Linked DNA regions of Homo sapiens: region 2 is linked to region 1. Evidence: chromatin loops called from intact Hi-C (ENCODE). Cell type or tissue: HCT116. All regions are shown on one strand. Links, peaks and the distances in the headings refer to the core of each region. The heading gives the core; the rest is flanking DNA.

Region 1 (2,915 bases), core at 312-2,811:
GATGGGTGGGGACTTGGAGAACTTTTGTGTCTAGCTAAAGGATTGTAAATGCACCAATCAGCACTCTGTGTCTAGCTAAAGGTTTATAAACACACCAATCAGTGCTCTGTGTCTAGCTAATTGGGTGGGGACTTGGAGAACTTTTGTGTCTAGCTAAAGGACTGTAAACGCACCAATCAGCACAATCAGCACTCTGTGTCTAGCTAAAGGTTTGTAAACGCACCAATCAGCACTCTGTCAAAATGGACCAATCAGCTCTCTGTAAAATGGAACAACCAGCAGGATGTGGGTGGGGCCATACAAGGGAATAAAAGCAGGTCACCCAAGCCAGCAGCCACAACGCGGGTACCGTTGCACGCTGTGGAGGGTTTAGCTCTTTGCAATAAATCTTGCTGCTGCTCACTCTTTGGGTTGGCACTGCCTTTATGAACTGTAACACTAACCACGAAGGTCTGCAGCTTCACTCCTGAAGCCAGCGAGACCACGAACTCACCAGGAGGGACGAACAATTCCAGATGGGAGGAACAAACAACTCCGGACACGCCACCTTTATGAACTGTAACACTCACCGCGAAGGTCTGCAGCTTCACTCCTGAGGCCAGCAAGACCATGAACCCACCGGGAGGAAGGAATAACTCCAGACGCATCGCCTTTAAGAGCTGTAACACTCACCACAAAGGGATGCAGCTTCACTCCTGATGTCAGCCACGAACCCACCAGAAGGAAGAAACTCCGGACCCATCTGAACATCTGAAGGAACAAACTCCGGACACACCATCTTTAAGAACTGCAACACTCACTGCGAGGATCCGCGGCTTCATTCTTGAAGTAAGCGAGTCCAAGAACCCACCAATTCTGGACACACTTCCACATTTGTGACGTCTCTCCCCTCATTCTGACTGGTATCAAGCACAAGAAATAATTTCCCCCAACTCAGTTTCTCACTGGAAAAAATGAGGTTGAGGTGGATAACCAACTTCATCATCCTGGGTTCCATGGCAAGAGACCCATCCCTACCTTAGAGCCACAGGAAGCACTGTGAGTGCCTGAAAAGAGAAATATCCCTGAGAACAGTCAGAACCGGTGGGGAGGGAAGACTACCATCCCCTGCCCTGGGAACTGCTTTGTAAATCAGCCAAACAAGACACCAAATCAGAGTGACTGTTCAGCAGCACCATACTGCAGAAGGTTTGTTCCACAGGTCTCCTGGGGACGAACTTCTAGCCAACCTTCCTACACTGCCAGGATATCCCCTTAGGGACCTCTGCCACTCAGAAAGGGCATGCTCTGATCATTTACTAGAGCTGAGGTGAACCTGGCGTAAAGACGCCACCTAGAGCTGAAAAGAAGACAGTCCATAGCAATAAAGAACCTTTAAGCAATTGTAGCCAATAAAAATCAAAACAAGCCAGACAGAGAAGACTGGAATAAATAATTAATCCTTCAATGTAAAGACATAGACATACATCCACAAGAAACAACAGCAAACAGGAAACCAAGGTCTCCCCAAATGGACAAAACAAGAAACCAGTGACTGACCCTAAACGGCAGTTTTAAGGAAACTCAGTGATCGCCAAGATAACACGGAAAACAAATTTCAGAAATTTATCAGAGCAATTTAACAAAGAAATCTAAATAATTTAGAAAAACAAAAATTTTGGAACTTAGAAAAATATTTGGTGAACTGAAAAATTCATTAGAGGCTCTCAATAGCAGAGAAGACAGGCTATTTGAAAACATATAGTAAGAGGAGAAAAAAGAAAAAAAAGAATGAAAAGGAATGATGATTGCCTATAAAATTAACTCAAAAGACCACATCTAAAAATTATTGGTGTTTAAGAGAAAGTCGAGCAAGGGGAAGGGGTAGAAAGTTTAATCAAAGAAATAATAACATAAAACTTTCCAAACTTGAGAAAAATATAAATATCCAGGTACTGGAAGGTCAGAGAACACAAAATAAGATTTGACTCAAATAAGACTGCTCCAAGGCATATAATAAACTCCCAAAGGTGAAGGACAAAGAGGATCCTAAAGGCAGCAAGAGAAAAGCAAGTAACATATAAAGGATTTCCAATTCATCTGGCAATAAACTTCTCAATGGAAACCATACAGGCCAGGAGGGAGTAGGATAACATTTTCAAAGAAGTACTGAAAGAAAAAAACTACCATTCAAGAATAGTGTCCAGCAAGGGTATTCTTCACCTGTGAAGGAGAGATAAAGTCGTTCCCAGATAAGCAAAAGGGAAGAGAATTCACCACCACCAGACCTGTCATACAAAAAATGCTAAAGGGAGTTCTTCAATCAATCTAAAAGCAAAATGTGCAATAAAAAGAGAAAAAAGAAAAGAAAAAAGAAAGAAAAACTAAAGAAAGAAAAAAAGAAGAAATAAAATATTTGAAGGTGTAAAACCCACTGGTAAAATTAAGTAAGTAGACAAACCCAGAATACTCTTACACTGTAATTGTGGAGTGCAATCCACTCATAACTCTAGTATGAAGCCCAAAAGATGCATCTACCAAAACAATAATAGCTACATTAACCTGTTAAAATATAGGCAATATAAACAGAGGCAAATTAAGACAAAAGTCAAAATGTGAGAGTAAGGAAGTTGTAGATTTTTTTTTTTTTGCTTTTGCTTTGTGTGTTTCCATTCTTTTCTTTGTGGTCTAAGATAAGTTGTTATCTCCTTAAAATAATTTGTTTTATCTATAAAATGTTTTTCATAAGCCTCATGGTAACCCCAATGCAAAAACCTATAATAGATTCACTAAAAGTTAAAAGCAACAAATTAAAACTTACTACCAGAGAAAGTCACTTAACCACAAAGAGAGACAGTAAAAAAGCAAGAAGGAAGGGAGGAATTACAAAATAATCAGAAAACAACAAAATAGCAGCAGTGAGTCCTTATCAATAA
Region 2 (2,915 bases), core at 178-2,677, 970 kb before region 1:
TTTCTAGTTCTGTGAAGAATGATGGTTGTATTTTGATGGGAATTGCATTGAATTTGTAGATTGTTTTTTTATTTTTGTGCATCTCTTGTATGTTTTTATATTTGAGATTACCATGAGGCTTACAAATAATATATATAACCCATTATTTTAAACCGATGAAAACTTAACATTGATTGCATAAACAAAGAAACTAACAAGCAAGCAAAAGGAAAACTAATAAAAACTCTCTCCTTCAACTTTGTCTTACCACCTTTTAACTCTTTGTCTTTTCTATTTATATCTTACTGTACTAGGTCTTAAAAAGTTATAGTTATTATTGTGATCAGTTCTTCTTTTTGTCTTTCTACTTAAGATATGAGTAGTTTATATACTACAATTACAGTGTTTTAGTAGTCTGTGTTTTTCTCTATACTTACTATTACCAGTGAGTTTTGTATCTTCAGATGATTTCTTACTGGTCATTAATGTCCTTTTCTTTCAGATTGAAGTACTTGCTTTAGCATTTCTTGTAGGACAGGTCTGGTGTTGATAAAATCTCTCAGCTTTTGTTTGGGAAAGGCTTTATTTCTCTTTCTTGTTTGAAGGATGTTTTTGCTGGCTATTCTTTTGTAGGATAAAAGTTTTTTCCTCCTTCAGTACTTTCAATATGTCCTGCCACTCTCTCCTGGCCTGTAAGTGTTCTACTGAAAAGTCTGCTGCCAGATGTATTGGAGCTCCATTGCATGCTATATATTTCCTTTCTGTTGATGCTTTTAGGATCCTTTCTTTGTCCGTGACTTTTGGGAGTTGAATTATTAAATGCGTTGACGTAGTTTTCCTTGGGTTAAAGATCCTTGGTGTTCTATAACCTTCTTGTACTCGGATATTGATATCTTTCTCTAGGCTTGGGAATACCTCTGTTCTTTTCCCTTTGAATAAATTTTCTGCCTTTATCTATCAACCTCCTCAGTAAGGCCAATAACTATTAGATTTGCCCTTTTGAGGCTAGTTTCTAGATCTTGTAAATGTGCTTTATTCTTTTTTCTTTTTTCTCTTCTGACTTTGTATTTTCAAATAGGCTGTCTTCAAGCTAACTAATTCTTTCTTCTGCTTGATCAATCCTGCAATTAAGAGACTCTGGTGTATTCTTGAGTATGTCAGTTGCATTTTTCAACTCCAGAGTTTCTTCTTGATTTTAAAAACTTATTCTATTTCTTTATTAAATTTATTTGATAAGATTATGAATTCCTTCTCTGCATTATCTTGAATTTCTTTGAGTGTCCTCAAAGTAGCTACTATGAATTCTCTGTCTGAAAGGTCATGTATATCTGTCTCTCTGGTATTGCCCCTGGGTGCCTTATTTAGTTTGCTTGGTGAGGTCATGTTTTTCGGGATGGTCTTGGTGCTTATGGATGTTTGTCAGTGTCTGGGCATTGAAGAGTTGTGTATTTATTGTAGTCTTTTCATTCTGGACTTGTCTGTACCCGTCCTTCTTGGGAAGGCTTTCCAGATATTTGAAGCGAATTGGGCACTGTGATCTAAGTTTTTGGTCACTGCAGCCATATCTGCATTAGGGGGCACTCCAAGCCCAGTAATGCTATAATTCTTGTAGCCTAGTAGAGGTACTGCGTAGTGGTCTTGGATAAGATCTGCAATGATTATCTGGATTACCAGGCAGAGACTCTTGTTCTCTTCCCTTGCTTTCTCCCAGAGTCTCCCTCTGTCTATGCTGAGCTGCCTGGAACTAGGAGTGGTTGTAGTAACACAAGCACCCCTGTGGCCTCTACTACTGGGACTGTGCTGAGTCAGAACTGAAGCCAGCACAGTGCTGGATCTTGCCCAAGGCCCACTGTAATCACAACCTGACTACCACCTATATTTGCTCAAGGCCCCAAGGCTCTACAATCAGTAGGTGGTGAAGCCAACAAGTCTTATGTCCTTCTCTGCAGTGCAGCAAGTTCCCCCTGGGCCCTGGGTGGGTCCAGAGATGTTGTCCAGGAGCCAGAACCTACAGTCAAAAACCTTAGAAATCTACCTGATGCTCTATTCTACTGTGGCTAAGCTGGCACTGAAACTACAAGACAAGGTCCCTTCCACTCTTTTCTCCCCTTTCCCCAAGCAGAGGAGTCTCTCCCTGTGTCCACCAGCACCACCACAAGCCCAAGGGAGTACTGCCATGGTGCCACCAATGTTTACTTAAGGCCCATGTGGTCTTTAGTCCGCTCTTATAATAAATGCTGCCAGGCCTGTGACTCACCCTTCAGGGCAGTAGTCTCCCCTCTGGCACAGTGTAGGTCCAAAAATGTGATTCAAGAGCCAACACCTGAAACTGGGGACCCCAGCACCCCAGTTGGTGCTTTTCTCCACTCTGGCCTATCTGGTACCTAAGATGCAAGACAAAGTCCCCTTTATCGTTTCTCTGCTTTTCTCAAACATAAAGTATCTCTTCTTGTAGCCACAACAGCTGTGAGTGTGCTGTATCACACCTGAAGCCAGTACATCTCAGAGTCTCACCCATGGGCCACAGTGAGTACTACCTGGTTACCACTGCTGATTATTCAGAGGCCAATGGCTCACAGTCAGCAGGTGATGAATTCTTCCAGACTCAGTCTTTCCCTTCAAGGCAGCAGGCTCTCTTCCGGCCCAGTGTGTGTCTAGAAATGACATCCAGGAGCTAGGGCTGTAATGGGGCCTCACAACTCTGCCTGGTGCCCTACCCTACTATGGCTGAGTTGGCATCCAAGTTGCAAACATGAAACACAGGCCTTTTCTTTAACTTTACCAACCATCACCAGCATAAAGCAATTAAAATGACCTAAAAAGAAACAAGCAGTAGGTTTCTTGCAGAACAACAAACAACATAAAATTCAGCATTAACCAGAATATCTCTGACAGAATACATTAAAAACTGCCAATAGCAGTTGCCTCTGGAGAAC

What was found. A loop is a pair of places that touch in the nucleus more often than their neighbours do. Peaks named below come from ENCODE experiments on the same cell type or tissue, not always from the same donor. Only the 100,000 strongest peaks of a DNase experiment are listed, where the experiment ranks them.
Region 2: it touches region 1 in a loop (4-fold over the local background); 2 of 110 quality-filtered maps call a loop at or near these places.

What each region holds. Positions count from the first base shown.
Region 1 is chr12:47,306,647-47,309,561 of GRCh38, forward strand. It overlaps LOC105369747 (a long non-coding RNA gene), which reads right to left and starts at 753. Exons shown (of 2, transcript NR_135024.1): 1 at 673-753; 2 at 1-34. RefSeq lists an enhancer at 1-870. In HCT116, for the core only: a CTCF peak has its summit at 1,352; a DNase peak (open chromatin) is centred at 1,295.
Region 2 is chr12:46,341,141-46,344,055 of GRCh38, forward strand. No RefSeq gene overlaps it. Among named protein-coding and RNA genes, the nearest start is that of SLC38A2, 30 kb to the right of the region's middle. In HCT116, for the core only: a CTCF peak has its summit at 1,565 (motif pointing right); a DNase peak (open chromatin) is centred at 1,561.